2 separate regions of the Mus musculus genome follow, and region 2 is linked to region 1. A link is a loop called in an ENCODE intact Hi-C map of the cell type or tissue named here. Cell type or tissue: left cerebral cortex. All regions are shown on one strand. Links, peaks and the distances in the headings refer to the core of each region. The heading gives the core; the rest is flanking DNA.

Region 1 (9,101 bases), core at 2,740-7,739:
TCGGGATATTTTACTTTGTGTTGCTACACGGTGCTCTTTGGGCCCATAATTCTGTGGATCTGCTTGAAGTAAAAATTAAAATCATTCTCCATCATTTATCCTTCTTGTCAGGAACCGGGGCCAAGAGCTTTTTAAGCTGCGGCAGTGTGTTCCTGATAGATGACATCACTCTTGGGGGATGATTTCATTTGTGTCCTTTCTGGATCTATTGGAGAGCAAACCCAGCCTTGGGAGGGAGGGAGGGAGGGAGGGAGGGAGGGAGGGAGGGAGGGAAACCCACACACATAGCACTTGATGAGTCTTTGTGTACTGAAGCCTTAAGAAGTTGATTGGCAGGGTCAAGTGGTCACTGTTCAGAGTGTGACAAGCCTTGTTAATTGGCTCTTTGCTGAGGAAAATCTCACAGGAGAATTTTTCTAGTGAGCCTGCCCTAGCAGGTGCCTCTGAACAGCTGGCGGTTCCTTAGCACAACCAAAGTCTTCCCCTGGCTGGATGAGTGAGGTCTCGAGACCCTGCTCTCCTGAGACGGTGCATTGTGCATAATGTAGCCACACATAGACAAAGAGGGTGCTGATGGGAAAAATCTCATTTGAACTCATTTCCTAGAAACCAGTGCTTACAGGCCCCTGGTTCTGTTAACCCCTTCCCTGGACATTCGTGCCAGACACCCTAAGTGACTTCTTTGCCTTTGGAGTACTCATCAGACAAACTTTCTGAGGTTCCAGGACTGGGGGGTAGCACCTTGCTTTCCCTATATGATAAAACTACAGAACTACACCCTAGGAAGGATGAAGCAATCCTTCCCCACAGATCCGTGAAGTGAGAGTGTGGAAGGAGGTCCATAGCCTCAAAGAGAGGATGCTGGCTTGTTCAACTAGCTAAGATGGGAGGAACCCTGGAAGAGGGCTGGTAAGAGGAGAGAGCCTGTGTCAAGTTTTACCCTTCTCTTGCAATTCAGAATGTAAGTCCTAACCCTCGACACCCAGAAAACCACCCAGAACTGTGGCTGGATTTGTAGATGGGGGTCTTTAAGGAAGGAAGGTAAGATGAGGGTGTTAGGATAAACTTAATCTGCTCTGATTGGTGTCCTTCTGGAAAGGGAGATAGGGATAAGCATATTCAGCCGGAAGGTGGGGGGTGATTGTCAGCTGCAAGCCATAGAAGCCGATACCTCGACCTGTGGCTCCCAGCTTCCGGCACCACCTCTGTAGTGTGCTGATGTTCTGTGGTGGCGGTCCTGACAGACTGATGTGGGGTGTGAATAAAGGTGACCCTAGTGATGTCCTGTAAGAGCCTCCTTGGCCACTGTGTGATGCTTTACTCACACCATTCTTCTATGTAACTGGTGTAGCATCCTTGTCTGTCACCCGACAAAGACAGGTGCTTCTTTGTACAGATGCTGATAATTTGGGGCCAGCTACTAGACATGTAGACTTTATCAAGTTGCTGTTTGTTAGTTACCAATCTATTCATATTTTTCTCCTTAGAGTTTGCCGTGAAAGTCCCTGTCTTTAATCTGTGCATTTAAATTGCTAATACCCTGGTGTCTAGTGGTGTTTAGGGATGTTTGTCTTTCTGACTCAGGAAGACAAGGGCGGGACTGAGTACTGAACTCCTGATTTCTGCTGTACTCCTCAAGCTTGGCAGAGTTCAGAATTGGCTTAGGGGTGACTGATAAACGGGGGCTCCTTGTGCGGAAGAGGCTCTGTATAGGAATATAGTCATGTCCTGTGTGGCCCAGAATATATGTCAAGAGCACAATTCGTTGCTCAACTCATGTCTTTAAGTGACACAAAAGGCAAAGAAGGGGATGAAAATAATTTGATGTATTAGTGTATCCATGGAGACCGGAAATAAGTATAATCTTTATGGATCCCCCTCACAGTCTCTCCTTTTGGAATTATGAGTTTACAATCTGTCATAATCATGTATTGGAGGTGCAGAAAATGGTAACAGGAGGCAGAGAAATCCTTTTCCCCGCTCAGCTGCAAAGGCAGCTATTATAACCCCAAGTTTTGTATTGTACACTTCCAAAATTAGAATCTAGTGACACTGGTCTGTAGGATGGCATTAGGGAAGCACCCAGGGTCCAGTGTTTGCATGCCCAAGCCTGTACTGTAGGCTTGACATGTAGTTGTTATTTAAAACAGGTATGAGTGAATGTGTGAATGAACGAATGAATGAATGAATATAATTAGCCATTGGGCAGGATCTGATTCTGCACTTTTGTCCTGTCAATCATCTTTGCTCTGGGAAAACAAGGAAAGGAGGGATCAACTGGCCTAGGAATGTTGGGTAATACCAATAAAGGATGCAGCCGAACCAGTAACTCCTGTGTGACTTCCTCTCTTTCCACAGGCACAGTACTCAACACGGTCTAAGAAGTAAAGTTCACCCAGTGAGGGAACAAGAAGGGTAAGAGGAAGGAGAGAGCTTCAGTCAGCGAGGGAACAAGAAGGGTACGAGGAAGGAGAGAGCCAGCTCCCAAAAGCCAGTCGCGGTGTCCGGATAACTCAGTTCCTGTTGGAAGTGACAAGTTCTGATCCTCATCTGTGTTGGGGTACAAAAGGAGATGTTGTGTTAGGGTATAAAAGGAGATACTGATTAGCTTTGTAAATTATGTCATGTTGCACTTCAGTCTCTGTGGCCTCGATACTGAAAATTAGCTCAACAAAGCCAGTTACAAGTTTTCTGTAGTTTATTGGTCAAAGAACAGTTCTCCAACACTTCTGATTGTCCCCTTTCTCTTCGTCCTCAGTCATGCTATTGGTTTGACTGTGCTGATCCTAAGCACACATTTTAGCATGGTGTCTTCATAGGTGGAGGTTAGCAGAGACTGAAGAAACCATTTTTAAGTCCAGGAATAATAATCACTGCTAAATCCTGGTGTATAGCTGGACTTTTTTTTCTGTGCATAGATGTATAATTCCAGTAGCTTGTGATCAGTCTACCCTTTTTATTTTTTATTTACCTATTTATTATTTTTGGTCTCACCTAGCCCAGATTGGTCTGTATCTCAGTATGTAGGAGAAACTGGCCTTGAACTCCTGATTTTCCTGTTTCTACCTCCTAGTGTTAGGACTTCAGATTACATATTATTGTTTTGTATCCTATATTTTCCTGACACTATGTAATAAAACTATCTTTCTACATTACTGCATTAGTTACATCTCCCTAGCTGCTGTGACAAAGCACCAGGACAAAGGCAGCTTTTATAACAAAGTATCTATTTGGGTGAATTGCTCCAGAGGGTCTAGAGTCAGTGGTGGCAGGGGAGCTTGGCAGGCATGACAGCAGCATAGGAAGTTGATTGCTCAGGTCTTGAACCATAAGCACCAAGCATAGAGAAGAGCACTGGGCAAGGCTTTGAAACATCAAAGCTCACCATCACTCCCACCAGGAATTCTTCCTCCAGCAAGGCTGGGTTGCTTATACCTCCCCAAATAGCACTCACCCACTGGGGAGCAAGTGTTCAGATACATGAGCCTCTGAGGGACATTATCACAATTACTAAACATGACCTACTAAAATATCTTTTCTTCTTTTTTTTTTTTGGGGGGGGGGTCATGTTCTTTAGAAAGTGTCTCCCTGTATAACCCTGGTTGTCCTGGAACTATATAGACCAGGCTGGCCTTGAACTCACAGAGATCTGCCCGCTTCTGCCTCCCAAATGCTGGGGTTAAAGGCTTGTGCCACCACACCTGGTGAAGTAGTAGTAGTAAGAAAGTACTCTTTATGTAATCAGACATTTCCAAGGCTGAAAGTCGCTGCCTCTTGGTAGAGACTCCTGTATTTCTGGTCATTCTTTCATGTTATTCTAGGTAGAATTTGAGGTTGAATAATATATGCCTTTTCAAGATTCATGGTCTTGATCATTTTCCCTTGTATTCATTAAGTACTCCATTTTTTTTTCTTTTCTTTTTAGGTTTCTTCTGCTTAGGGAACACATAAACTCTTGGTTATATGGGTTCATACTTTTAATGTTTTCAGTTTACTCTTTAGAAGTGGCAACGCATCTCAGTCAGGTGACCAGGAGTAATCATGCAAGCCTTCTAATACATCTTAGCATCCTGGAGGTCTCCTAGGCTAGGTTTCCAAAGGGTATTCGGCTTACTTTAACTTCTGATGCAGGACCCAGAGGGAGCCTGTGTTCTTGGAATACAAGGACACCTCAGAGAATAATCTCTTCTCTACCTTAGTCGAGGATTTATGCGTCCTCTATTTCTGAACTCTTGGGGACTCATTTTGTATGGTTAACCTTGCACAGCTGTGGGGCAAAGCGGGCACTCCTGAATGAGGCCTCAGGGTCCCTATGGCGAGAGACACAGCGATTCTGACTCTTAGACCACTTCCTATTTGCCACTTGTAAATAAAGTACTTCCTGGAACCGCATGGATTCACTCCATCCTTCCTTGTTTGCTGCAGAAGCGGCAGCTTAGGAGGAGGGCAGAGCTGGTGCCCAGAGAGGGCCTACGGCCTTAGGAGCAGTGAAGCGAGGGGAGGGCTGGGTAAGAGTCGGGACGCGGTTTCCTTCTATTGTCTTCCCTTCCTCCAGCACCCCTCCGCACCCCACTTTTCCCTTCTTGTGCGCAGCGCAGAGATGGCGGGGCCCAGCCCTTCCTCTGTCCAGCTAAGTTTCCACAGCCGGCGGCCCAGGCGAGGCTGAGTTCAGTACCCAAGGCAGTGCACACAAACCGCCCTCTCTACCCTTGGGGTTTCTTCCTTGATCTGGCTGGAAACTTCGTACAGTGAGGACGCTCCGGCCGGGGCTTTTGGAATAGGCCCCAGGCTAGGCCCCTCTGGGGACACCCCGAGTGCAGACTCTGGCCTCTGGAGGGCCAGGGCGGGTGGAGAGGGAAGGGTAGGAGTGGGCGGTGCTCTTCGCTCCCCCAAACTCAGCTCTCTTCCGCGCGCGAGGCCCACCCCGCGGTTCCGAAGGACCCCGGCGCACAGCACCCGAGAGCGCCCGCCTGCCCGCCGGGCCCCGGGGACCCCGCCTGCGCGCCCGCAGGGAGGCGCGACTGCGGCCTAGGGCGCCCGGCGGCTCCTCCCCTCCCCCTCCCCCTCCCGGAAGCGCGGGGCGGGGTCCCCGGCCGGGCCGCGGGGGCGGGCGCGGGGGCCGGGCCGGGGCGGGGCGCGGCGGACTGTGCGCGCCCACTCGGCTCCAGGCGGCCAGCGCTCGCGGGCCCAGGCCGCCCGGCTCGACCTGAGCACCGCGGCGGCGCAGCGACGGGATCCCTGGAGAAGCAGCCGCAGTCTCGAGACGTCCCCCGCGCCCCCCACTGCCCGCCCCAGGCTCAGTGTATGGGGCCGCGGCCCGCCAACCTTCGTTGAGACCGTCCCCGGGGTGCGGTGGCCTCGGGCTCCAGAGCCCGCCCCGCCACCCGAGGGCTGCGCGCGGCCCCGGGCCTGCTCGCCGCGCGGCTCCGCGCGTCCCGGGCCAGGAAGTGGCGGCGCCGAGCGCCATGGCCCACTCCCCGGTGCAGTCGGGCCTGCCGGGCATGCAGGTAGGTTGGGGTGGCCCGGTCGGGCTGCGGCCAGGGCGGAAGCGGGCAACTTGGCGGTGTCAACACGCCCCCCCTCCCCCCAACCAGCCGGGCCCGCTTCTCCGGGATCTTCGCCGACTCGGGCGGCGGGGATCTCGGGTGTATGCACGTGGAGGGGCTTTGGGGTCTGCGGCCTGGGGCCGAGGTGGGGTGCAGGAGCTTTGCGCTCCCCAAGTCCGACGCGCAGGCCGAGCGCCCATCCCGGGCAGGAGTCTGAACTAGTGTCCTTGGAGGCCCCGCTTTGGTGCCTGGGCCCTATGTGGGCCTGGGACAGGGATAGCGGCACTCTGGGGTCCGTCCTCAGTTAGCAAAAGTCCCTCCCCAGACCCCTCAAGCGGGAGACCCGAGCGCAGGGCGGGAGCGCGCCCCGGCTGGTCACAGTCCGGGCGGGCCGCAGGGCGGGGTGCAGGAAGATGTAACCTCGCATCGGAGCCTGTAGTTCTGGTGCGGAAAGTGCGAGGTTGCAAACTCGGGAGGCGGAACCCACACCTCCGCGAGCGCCCTGGTGTGCAGAGCCCAGGTTCATCCCTCGGGTGCCAGGACTCCGCTGCTGGACTTTCACTTTGAGACCGGTTGGCATCCAGAGGAACTGTGTGCTAGCGGGCTTCTTGGTGCACACTTTGTATCTTCTTAGCCTGCCAGTGACTTTTTCTTCGGAGGGGAAGGGGGCGGTGAGGGGACGGAGTTGAATTTCAAGTTTATATGGATGCACGAACTTTTTTTTTGCTATTGAGGATGGTTTTCTGCACTTTGAAAAACAATCACTTGTCTGTTCAAACTTGTAAAGTTTGTGAGCGTATATAATAAATACAGACATAATGATTGCGATTAAGATAGCAAGACCAGTCAAAGTTTTGCTTTCCCAAGGAAGTGAACGGAAGAGTTTTGCTTAAAAAAAAACAAACAAAAATCAACAACAACAAAAAAAAAACAAAACACCTCAGAATATCCAAGGTTATCAGTTTATAGATGCAGCAGGCGCCTTCTCTCTGGCTTCAGGGTTGAGCCGCATGGACCTTGCTTGCCTCTTACTGCTTCTGCCACTTCTGAAAATAGTTCCTATCCCTCTTTTCTTCTTCTTTTTTCTTTCCATACCACGTAAGGAAAATGGTTTTCTTGGCCCCGGTTTTGAACTCTGGAAAAATAGGAATTCAAAGTTACCACTTCAGTGGCCACTAGAACTTGAGTCATTTTTAAGGGATAATAAAGTTGGAATTGAGAAGTGTCACTGGAAAAGTGCTCTCAAAGTATTCCTGAGTCTCACCTTGCCTGCGTTCTAAAACTTGATGGTGCTGGCCGCTAGTTGAAAGTCACCCCAGGCCTCCTGCAACTCTTGCCTTGGTTTGACTTCAGAGACAAGACATCAGGGTCAACTGGGTGACAGTTTCTTACCTGTGGCCAGAAGGACCTCGTGGCACATTTCTTCACGTTTTCTTCATTCTGGCTGCTATAGTGATTTACCTGGCTCCACCCTGAAGCCTCTTCACTAGCCCCAACCTTTGTAAAAGAAAGTGTTTGAAAAGATACTTAATGTGGCAGTGTGTGGGGTCAGTACCAAGTGGTTCCCAGCTGGATTCTGCTTCTGTTTGTTTTAAAGAATGGGCCAAAAAATCTTCATTTTGGGAAAAAGAAAAATTCAATAACTTTACCCAAAAAGTGTATTTCATACGTGTTCTTGAAAGGAAGATGTTTTAATTTTGCTTTTTGGTGTGAAGACGATAACCTTTTTTTACTAGTATTAATTTTTTTTGTCTGTTCTGGTTCCTCAGAGGAGGAAAAGTGGCTTCCCACAGTCGTACCCGCCCCTGTGTATGTCTTCAAACCATATGATACATTTTTGGTGTATTATTGGAGACTGTTCCTTCCTTCCCTTCCCTCCAGAAAAGAAAAACCAGCGCGTTTATTTTCAACTTGGAGTCAGGAGCTGCAGCTCCCTGGGAGCTGTTTTGAGGATTACATGAAAGGCAGATCTGGCCTTGACTCTTTCTAGGGTAAAACTGGAGAGGAAGAGAGAGGCATTCCCTATTGCTGCTGTGCTTATGAACTCCCTGTCCGTCCTGGCTCGGGTTTAGGAGGAACTGGGTTAGTTTGACAAGTCGGGTGTGGTAGTGGCTGTCTTCAATCCCAACGCTCAGGAGGTGGAGGCCTCCTGGATCTCTGTCAGTTCAAGGCCAGCCTGGGTTATCTTAGAGAGTTCAAGGCCAGCCTGGGTTATCTTAGAGAGTTCTAGGCCAGCCAAGGTTAATGCTGAGACACTGTCTCAGAAGAAGTGCACAAAGTTTGGCAAGGCAGAAGTGCAGATTCAGACAGCCCGAGGGAAAAAAAAGCAGAATTCAGGAATGCTTTAGAATAAAGACTTTATGGCCTGTAATCACTTTATATCTGTTGACTATTACTGGTACTGATGAAGAGAAGATACCGTTTTATAGCTTTGTGAATGAGAGAGTATTTGAACGGACCAAGGTAAGGTAGCATTTTAGATGACATACAGTGATTAGAACCCAGGTCTTCGCCCTGCCTTTGCAAATAATATATATCATTTTGTTTTAGATTGTGTTTGCTGAAGAAAGAAATATAAGATGAATGATTTTTTCACTCAGTGGCTGTGATTGATTGACGACTCTAATGATCTTTGGTGAGGAGTTGAAGGCTGTATACCTGACTGTTTTGATGAGGTTTTCTAAGGATTTTCTTTCCTCTTTGGGTTATTTTGTAGTCTGTGAGAGAACTAGAAAGTAAGACCCGGCCAGGTGCCTTTAGTCCCAGGACACAGAGCCAGGCAGATCTCGGAGTTCGAGGATAGCCTGGTTGGTCTTTGGAGTGTAGCTGTCTTGAAAAAACACGTTCTGAGCTGACTGCAGTAGATGAGTGTGGCTGTTATGTCCTTCCTGCCTTCTTCAGGAACATTCACTGTTTTGCCATGTTGGTTCCAGTGAAAAAAGTTTAGTTGGAGGTGGGAGGGACCTATCTAGTGCTTTGAATTTCCATTAAATCATGGAGCAAAAGAATTAGCTTTATGCAAGCCAGGCAAGCGGTGGCTCAGATCTTAATCCCAGCACTAGGGAGGCAGAGGCAGGTGGATCTCTGAGTTCGAGGCTAGCCTGGTCTACACAGCTAGTTCTAGGATGGTTAGGTAAGTTATACAAAGAAACCCTGTTTGGGGTTGAGGGATCTAAAAGAATTAGCTTTTTGCTTATAAAATTCTTTGGTATAAAAGTATGTTGTGTGCACATGTGTATGTAGCATGTGATACAGGTATATAGGAGTCCTGGGAGGTTGGAAGAAGAGCTACAGGAACCAAACTCCAGCCCTCTGCAGCAGTCTACCTCTGCAGGCTGCACATTTCTGTCACAGAATTCTGCTAGCCGTTTTTAAAGCCTTTCTGGGCTGTGACCCTTGTAAGACAGAGACTTGGCATCAGGACCAGAAATTAAAGCTTCAGAGTGTAGCACTGTTTCTTGCTCCTTGTAAGTCACTACTGCAGTAGTGGGGGTTGGGGGTGGGGGGGGAGAAGCTGATTGTAACATTGAATTGATTCCACAGCCCACTGGTTCA
Region 2 (9,101 bases), core at 2,077-7,076, 84 kb after region 1:
TTACGAGGACTACAGTGGGAGCACGTGAGTCAGGCCTGCCTCAGTCCTCCTCTTCCTGCTGTGTGGCTTTCTCCCTTTTTCTAGCCACCTTCATGGTGATGACTGAGGTGATGTGGCAGGGATTTCTGGTGCTCACAAGGTTTCAGGAGAATAGCAAGCAAGGGTACTCCAGGTAAAGGCTGGAGATTGTTCTGGTCCCCTGGTCCCCTTCATCGGCCTCTCCTGCCACCTGTGCCGTAAGTGTTGGACTTGTGACAAGTTCATGGTGCAATGACAAGAGCAGGTGCCGTTCTCCACCCCATCCCCATGCCTTCTTTGCCAACCCGTTTTGTCGTGTTTCACACGTGTTGAGCTCCTGACAGCCCTGCTTGTTGTAAAGTTGGCCTGAGACTTGTGTTCCTTTCATACAGTGAGCATTTAAGGAACGTACCGTGCACAGAGGTGACAGTCCGACACAGGGGTTTGGGCAGTTGGAGAGCAGGGCTGTCCCAGTGCCTAGTCTGTCTGAGTCTCAAGTCAGAACCTGCAGGGCCTTAGCTGGGAACACACTGAGAGAGAAACACATCAGATGTCAGGGGTGCTTAGTGAAGGCTTTAGTATTGTGGTAACTGCAGTGACCACAGGCAGCTTGGGGAGCACAGGGCTAATTCACCTTAAAATGTACAGTCCCTCATGAAGTCAGGCCAGGAACCTGGAGATGGGAGCTGTAGCAGAGACCATAGGGGATTCCACTTGCTGGCTGGTTCTTCCTGGCTGGCTTAGTTTGCTTTCTCACATACCAGGGCCACCTGTCCAGGGGTGATGGCCCCTCCCACAGTGGTCTGGGCCTTTCCACATCAATCATTAATCAGGAGAAAAAATGCTTCAAAAAGGCTTGCCTGTAGGTCAGTGTGACGGGGCGTGCTCTCCATTGAGTGAGGTTCTTCCAGCTTATCAAGTCCAACCAGGACAAAGGGAAATGACACGCAGAGTAAGGACTTGAGACCTCATTCTTAAAGGCTCTGGGGAAATTGGCAATAGAGACCGCTATTGATTAAAGGACCTGGGCAGCGTAGCCATCATATGGGGCAAGTGGACTTTGGATCCTAATTCAGATAAAGCAGCTCTGGAAACTTTTATGGTTTTTAAGCAGTTGGAAAGGCTCAGGTATTACTTGATATTAAAGAATTGTAGATACTCCTTGAAAAACTCACTGGAACTTGGACGTACTTTTTTTTCCCCCTTGCTCATTCTGGTAGCAGTGCTGTCTGGAAAATGGGCCATCGGTTGCTGCCTAGCACCACACACGAGAGCTGCTGTGCTCATGGCCTGGGAAAGCTCCAAGTTCAGTAGCTCCATTTCTACTGCTAGTATTGCTAATTTCAGTGTCAGGGTGCAGACAAGCCCTGTTTGGCTGGCATATTGAAGTACTCGGGGGTGAGGGGTGGCAGGTGTCAAGATAGCTTCTGTCTGTCTGTCTGTCTGTCTGTCTGTTTATTCTTTCTTTGAGATAAGATCCTGCTGTATATAGTTCTAGTATTTTGCTGTGTATATGGCTTGAGCTAGCCTCAAACTTGTGGCAGTCCTCCTGCCTCTGTCTCTTGGGTGCTGTGATTACAAGTCACTATACTTAACAAAGTCTATATGAAAGTGATCACAGTGATTACCTTTGTGTGCCATATGTATGGTTATATTAATGTCCATGTCTGTGTGTTTGACCATTTTTATAATAAACATTCTCTACCACTGATAAGAGCATTTGCCTAGGGTGAGCCCCTAGGTTCAGTTCCCAGCACTGCAAATGCCATCAAACAAAGCAATAATGCTTTGAGTTGTGGGCACAGTGGTAATGCAGTCCCTTTATACACCCTTGAAACTACCTCCCTCGTGAAAATCAAGGGGGCAGGGCTAAGGGAAAGCTGCCTGTCTAGTGTCCTAAGACCCTGATTATAGTGCTGCTGTTTGAGACCACTAGGTCTGAGCAGCAGTGTGTAGTACCAGGTGCTGCCCAGGGGTGAAGTTCCTCCTGCTCATGTACTCCTGTTACTGCTGCTGGAAACCTGACACAGGCCTGCTGCCTGCCACAGAGGTGGCCAGTCTGGATCGCTACTGTAGCAATTTTGTATTTGTATGTAGTGTTTGCTACATAAAATCTGTCCACTTGTTTCCTGTGTTAAAATTATGCCACTGGCTTGTGTTTCTTAGTTCAGAATAGTGGTCTTTTTCAGAACCTGAGATTGAAGCGCGCGTGTTTTCCCCTCCCTTGTGCCTGTCTGAATGTGTCTCACGTCTTTAACATGCTTTTGTCCTTGCAGGCAGACATCTGGTCCCTTGGCATCACCGCAATAGAACTGGCCAAAGGAGAGCCACCACATTCTGAGCTGCACCCCATGAAGGTGTTATTCCTCATCCCAAAGAACAACCCTCCCACACTGGAAGGGAACTACAGCAAACCCCTCAAGGAGTTCGTGGAGGCCTGCCTGAACAAGGAGCCCAGCTTTGTGAGTGTGCACCTTTCTGGAGTCTCATCTTGGTCTGCATTTCTTCTGTTAGGGTTGGGCCAGACACTGTTTCCAGCTGTCTCCCTGATCTCTCTCTCTCTAGTCTTGGCAAATGAATTCAATATCTATCTATCTATCTATCTATCTATCTATCTATCTATCTATCTATCTATCTATCTATCTTCCCTCCCTCCCTCCCTCCCTCCCTCCTTCCCTCCCTCCCTCCCTCCCTTCCTTCCTCTTATTTGTTTTGAGACAGGGTTTCTCTCTGAAGCTCTGCCTTTCCTAGAACTCTCTCTGTAGACCAGGCTGGCCTTGAACTCACAGAGATCTGCCTGCCTCTGCTTCCTGAGTTCTGGGCACCACCACTGCCCCGTTTCTTTACGGACGCTCGCTCTTTGTTGCCTTTTGTCATCCTCTTGTCTTTTAGGGATTTCAGATGTAATTATTTTATCTTAGATTTTCTAGCATCTCCTTACTTCATTGAGCCTGAAGAATATTCTACTTAGTATAATAGGTAGGATGGTCAATTTTTAATATTTATAGAGAAAAGTCAGGCTGTACAACTAGGAAGCTACTTCAGTAGTAGCAGCGGGTAGACTCAAAATAAAGGAAGCAAATGGTCAGCTTCCAGTTAGTTGTTGTGTGCTAGGGAACAGACACACGGGGTACACGTGAGTCGCCCACCTCCACTGCCCCGCCTTTTCTCTCTGTGTTTACTTAGAGGTGGCAAAGCCCATGCATGCCCTTAGCTACTCTGAGCTTTCCTCTTTGTTCTCTGAGAATCGGGGCTTTTCTTGGAATAGAAAGGTAGCCTGTGTGTTGTCACATGTAGCACTCCATGCCGTAGCTTTGATTTGGGTTTCTTTGAGCAGATTTAGCTTCATTGAGCCTGAAGAATACTCATGGAGAGGGTCCCCGTTAGCTCTTGTCTGAAAATGGTGAGAAAAGATGAATGACACAGGAGCATCATATGGTTATCAACAGGAGCCCGTTCTGGCAAAGGGATTAAAAGGGGCAGAAAACACTGTCTTGGCTCCACCAGGGGCTGCAGGTTGAGGTTAGCAGGTTGCATTTGGTTATTGGGTCAGGTGGTGGGTGTGGTCTTGCATGCTAAGTCAATGTTTGATTGTTACACCATGGTGCCACACAATGTGGTGGAAGAGAGACCCAAATATGTGCACATCTTTTTTTATTTTTTTTATTTTTATTTTTTTATTTTATTTTATTTTTTTTGGTTTTTCGAGACAGGGTTTCTCTGTATAGCCCTGGCTGTCCTGGAACTCACTTTGTAGACCAGGCTGGCCTCGAACTCAGAAATCCGCCTGCCTCTGCCTCCCAAGTGCTGGGATTAAAGGCGTGCGCCACCACGCCCGGCTTCACATCTTTTTTTAAAGCATGTGCAGTACCGTTTATTCCCACCATGCACCCCTCTACCTTGGCTTACCCCTGGACCTTCACATGTGAAAGCTGCAAAGCTGAGAACACTTGGGATGTTTGGAGCGTCACAGCCAAAAGATGGGGGCGGGAGGACTCTCAGAGATTTCCATTAGAAGAAAATGCTATTCTTGATTCTTTGGAGCAAACATCACTGTGGGTGTGCCTGCCTGGCATCTCTGTGATTTTGCTATCTGTCCCTAGTTGGGCCACTCTGTTTCTTGGGGAACTTTTTGCCAGTAGATGGGGAAGCCGCTTACACTCTTTAATGCCATTTGGTTGGAGCTGTGCCGTGCTGGGTGGGGATTAAGCTGTTGGTCCCTGTCACCATCGTGGTGATGGCTTCACGGACCTACTTTTCTAAGTGGGGAGTGCTGGTGAGTGAGGGAACCGAGGCAGGAGCCAGGAGCCAGTCAGGTCTCTCCTAACTCCTGTCCCAACCTCTTCTGAGATGAGTCGAATCTGTGAACTCAGTTTAGGGTATTCGCCTAACACTATAGGAGATCATAAAGAATGTGTATTTCCCTTAGCCAGCACTCATGCTGAGAAACCAAAGAAAAACAAGATGAGCTCTCTCAGACAGTACTCACCAAGTTCTTTGTGGAGTTCTTTGCAGGAGTTCTTTTTCTTTGGTGAGCTACTCTGGCAGGATGCTTCAGTCTTTGTTGGAAACTCTCTCCCATTTTCCCTGTGCCCATATATGCTTGGGCATGGGTATGAAATGACTTCTCCAGAAAGCCTGAGTTAGGAGCAGGCTCTGAAGCAGAATCCAGGGCTGCCCCGTGGTGCGATGGTCTGGCTTTTTAACCCAGCAGTCTTGTCTGTTTGTGTGGGATAGAGTGGGGTGAAGAGGAAATGTCCTCTCGTGGTGATGACTTCGACATGTGTGCTTTCCAGAGGCCCACTGCTAAGGAATTATTGAAGCACAAATTCATAATCCGCAATGCAAAGAAAACGTCCTACTTGACCGAGCTTATCGACAGGTACAAGAGGTGGAAGGCGGAGCAGAGCCACGAGGACTCCAGCTCGGAGGACTCTGACGTGTAAGTTGCCCTGTCCAGGCTCTCCATGCCTGTAGCAGAGAGTTGGGCCCTGCTTCGTGGGGGTGGGGGTGGGGGTGAGCTTTTTTTGTGTGTGTAGCTGTGGCCAGGGTGGGGGTGGGAGGGCAAAAGAGAGTACAAACTTAGAGTCATGGCCAGAAGGAGGAACCTGCGGAGACACTGAGGCCCCAAAGGGACTAATAGTGAAGTGGCAGGCGGATCCTTAGGAGAGGTGTGGCCACTGTGTGCTGGAGGCAGCAGCAGGAGTGATGGAGCTGGTGGTGGTCTGGGCAGTGCAGCCCCTGGCCTGGTGTTGGTGAACTTGGTAGGATTTCTGTTCCAAGGGAGACAGATGGCCAGGCGTCTGGAGGCAGCGACTCTGGGGACTGGATCTTCACTATCCGGGAGAAAGATCCCAAGAATCTGGAGAACGGAACTCTTCAGCTCTCGGACTTGGAAAGAAATAAGGTACCGTGTGCCCACCAGCCAGTGGCGCTGGGGAATCTGTCCACAGTAAGCCTGCTGTGGGAGCGGCATCTGCCCCTTAAGGCATTGACAGGTTAAAGATTGAGTTCTGTCTGACCATTAGGATTGAGGTGCGGGCTTACTTAGGGCTGAATTGTGTATCTTCACCTTGTGTGCAACACTGGGTCCTCCTGATCTCGACCACAGGTGGGCTTGGATGTGAAGTTTCCTGTGTGAGAATTCCAGAAGTAGCTGTTGGATTTACTCAAGATACCCTGATTTTTACTGGGGCAGTTTTTATTGCAGGCCCTTAAAGACCAGTATGTTCCTTTTGGTACTGAATATAGACTTCATGTGGATGCGGTGGGTTTCCACTACGATTAGTTTGTCATTGTCCATCTGTGTAGCCTCATGGGCCTGAGGAGCTCATCGGTTCAGAGAGTGGGAGTTGGGCCTTTCACTGTGGCCATACGGAGTACCTGGCTTCAGCTTTCTAGGGTTTCCTACCTGCAGAGCATTATGTGTCCGTGCCTAAGGAGTTCACTCCTGGTGCCATGCACTGGGCTCATGGGTGGAGCCCCTTTGTAGAGTCTTCCCTCAGAGATCATGAACAGAAGTTGTTTCCTCAGGGGAGAGAATCCAGTCATCCTTGGTAGAATTGTTGCCTGTTTCTAACGACTCCTTTCTCTTTTCCTTCCCTAAGATGAAAGATATCCCAAAGAGGCCTTTCTCTCAGTGTTTATCCACAATCATTTCTCCTCTGTTTGCGGAGGTAAGATCCCTGGCTGTTATTCTTGGGAGGGGAGGAAGGGAGGAAGAGGGGACCAGGGCTGACTTTCTGTGGATGGCTGCCAGTCAGTACAAGTTAGAGGCATTAAAACTTGCAGAGTCAGTCTCAAGTCTACATGCATTATGTCCATGGTGACTGCTGGCCCTGGGCCCTGCCTTCCGTAAGCCAGGCAGGTGACTAGGGGAAGTTGTATAGGTTATTACTGGCTTAAATTGTTTCCTGAAATCATTCCTCAGTAGCCACCTCAAATCCACTGGGAATGAGATGATACTCTGGAAGTTCTAGAACCGAAGGGGGAAATCTTTTTTTGTTTTGCTTTCCCAGTGTGCCCTGTGGTTAGGGTGAGAACTAGAGTCGGGTGTTCAGCGCCCTTCGTTTTAGATAATCATCAGCTCAGCGGACATGAGTTTAGCGCAGTCGTGGAGAAGCATAGGGCCCCGGTTCTCCTGTCTTGTCTTTGCTTCTGCTTCGAGATACCTGGGTGCAGGTCAGGTCAGAGGCAGGTGAGTGGCAGATTGCAGATCTCCAAATCCTGTGCTTGGAAGTGTGCTTATGTGGCCCTCCCTGCCTTAGCCAGTCCCTCCACGTGTCCCTCAGAGACAGGACAAGGAAACTGCTACCCTAAGGTTAACACCCTGTGGGACCAAAGCTGAGCATTTTCTAAAACGTTTGTTAACAAATGGAAGCAGGAGATTTTGGGATATTCCACACCTAAGGTTACATTCAGGAAACAGATTTGAAGTTGGTCTTCATGCTGGGGAGGTGCCTTAAATCACAGTTATGACTCATGAGAGCAGAGGAGGGTGTGGTGGAGTCCCAGAGCTCAGGGTTGCCATGTGTATGTGAGAACATTAGGCAGCACTCTTGACCCCAAAGGCTATGTGCCTGAAGTTTGCACCCAGCCCATAACCATCAGGAACGAAGCTTTGGTGACCCACACTGTAGCTGCCCAGTGACGCCACAGTTGTACATGTAGGCATTGATGACACTTTCAGGGGTGAGCAGAAGGCTGCACAAGGGAGAGAAAGTGGTGGAGTGTTCATCAAACTCATGTGTGAAGGTGTGCAGTTACCTGCCTGTGTTCTGGTCTGGAAGAGTCACTGTGTATGTAACTGCTTACAGAGACAGAAGATGAGGACCCAGAGTGACTCGTGAGCCACAGAGCTCATACTGGGCCCTTGTCAGCCTGGCATGGCAGTGTTGGCAGGGCCTATTTGTCTCTTCCTGGAGTGGTTGCTGCCCAGCCCTGTGCCCGTGTATGACACTGCTCTTGTGTGCATTTCCAGCTGAAAGAGAAGAGCCAGGCATGCGGAGGGAACTTGGGGTCAATAGAAGAGCTGCGGGGAGCCATCTACTTGGCGGAAGAGGCCTGCCCTGGGATCTCAGACACTATGGTGGCACAGCTTGTGCAGCGGCTGCAGAGGTAACCGGCCCTGGGCTGGGCTGGATTGCAGGAGGGGAGCCTGGTGGTGCTGGCACGGCTTCTTAGACTAGGAACTGTCACAGACTGCACCTTGGTATATCTCTGGGGTTTTTCATTCTTGCTCTGTTGTCCCTTGGGCCATGGGCTTCTCCTGAGGGAAAAGTCTTGTTCTGAATTCTACAAATGGGAGACCTGAGTCTGGAAAGGAACATGGAGCTTTGTATTTGTAGCCGTTGCCAAAGAAATGCAAGATGCCTTAAAACACCTACATGCAGCAGTCTAAAGAGGAGAGAGAGAGAGAGAGAGAGAGAGAGAGAGAGAGAGAGAGAGAGAGAGAGAGAGAGAGAGAGAGAGAGAGAGAGACAGCCTCAGTCACACCAAGATCATGTTCAGATACCAGGGTCTTTGGTGTAGTAGACTCAAAAGCCCTCCTTAGAACATTGCTTAGAAACCTGTGCTCTGGTGTCTAGGAGCTACCTAGCTCCTGTCTCTACCTCGTGGCTTTAGCCACGTAGCCTCCATGTTGAATAGACATTACTGTTTGGCATAAAAAATAAAGATGGTTTGCTTGTTGGCCCCCAGTCTTGAGGCCATTGAGGAGGAGACAATATCTTTTTAAGATTGCCCTGATTTGAATCTTAAAGGAAACAATGTGTTACAGTGTAAAGGAAAAGACAACTTTGAATTTCCTTGTAGTGGCATCAGATTTTCATTTAAAAAGAGGTTTGTCACGAGCAAAGCAGAACCACACCCAGAAAGGGTGTCTGTTTATTATCCTGCATTCTGTTTTCTGCTTGGAATAGTAAGGTGTCACTTGTGCACTCTGTGATGTGTGCACTCTGTGATGTGTGCACTCTGTGATGTGTGCATTTCTGTGATGTGTGCACTCATGTGTGCACACTGTGGTCAGAGATCCGAGGACAGCTCTCAGCAGTTGGTTTCCTTCCACCCTCTTTGAATTCAAGGATCTAACTCTTTTGCAGCATCAGGCCCGCCTACAGTCAGCACCTCTGACCTGTCCCCCCACCCCCACCCCCCAAAGCCTGCCATGTTGGCAGCCGGCCTTGGCCTCCATGTAGCTGGGCTCAGGCCCACCACACAGCTTTTGTTTGTCACCTTCAGGAGTTTTGCATGTGGTCCAGGGTTGCCTGATGTTGTATGAGTGGCTGGTAAGTACGACTTGATTTCCCTAGTAGCTCAGGCACAGGTAGTATGATGTATGTATGCCCAGTTGGTCCTTTTCTTGTTGCTGGATCTGTCCCCTGCTGAGGCACCTAATCTGCCAGCTCTAGTAGAAATGTGATAGTGTAAGACCCCCTTTCGGGGACCCCCACTCTAGTCTCGGGAGTGTGAGAGCACCCAAAAAAACACGAGGACCCAACTCGCTGTAATTACATGAGGACGTTTAATTACGGAGCTCCGGACCAGCATGAATCCCACACAGGAGATAACAGATGCCGGCCACG

The links. Hi-C counts contacts between places; a loop is a spot of excess contacts. Peaks named below come from ENCODE experiments on the same cell type or tissue, not always from the same donor. Only the 100,000 strongest peaks of a DNase experiment are listed, where the experiment ranks them.
Region 2: a loop joins it to region 1, with 2.3 times the contacts of the local background. A loop is called at or near these places in 10 of 42 quality-filtered maps.

The regions. Positions count from the first base shown.
Region 1 is chr14:121,375,304-121,384,404 of GRCm38, reverse strand. Stk24 (serine/threonine kinase 24) reads left to right here and starts at 5,175. Exons shown (of 11, transcript NM_145465.2): 1 at 5,175-5,507. The coding sequence starts at 5,466. In left cerebral cortex, for the core only: a CTCF peak has its summit at 4,845; DNase peaks (open chromatin) are centred at 4,618, 5,031 and 5,922; H3K4me3 peaks cover 2,419 bases; H3K27ac peaks cover 2,038 bases.
Region 2 is chr14:121,290,514-121,299,614 of GRCm38, reverse strand. It overlaps Stk24 (serine/threonine kinase 24), which reads left to right. Exons shown (of 11, transcript NM_145465.2): 6 at 2,295-2,480; 7 at 4,815-4,960; 8 at 5,302-5,425; 9 at 6,126-6,194; 10 at 7,499-7,635. Among named protein-coding and RNA genes, the nearest start is that of B930095G15Rik, 46 kb to the right of the region's middle. In left cerebral cortex, for the core only: no CTCF peak of the experiment used is centred there; a DNase peak (open chromatin) is centred at 4,035.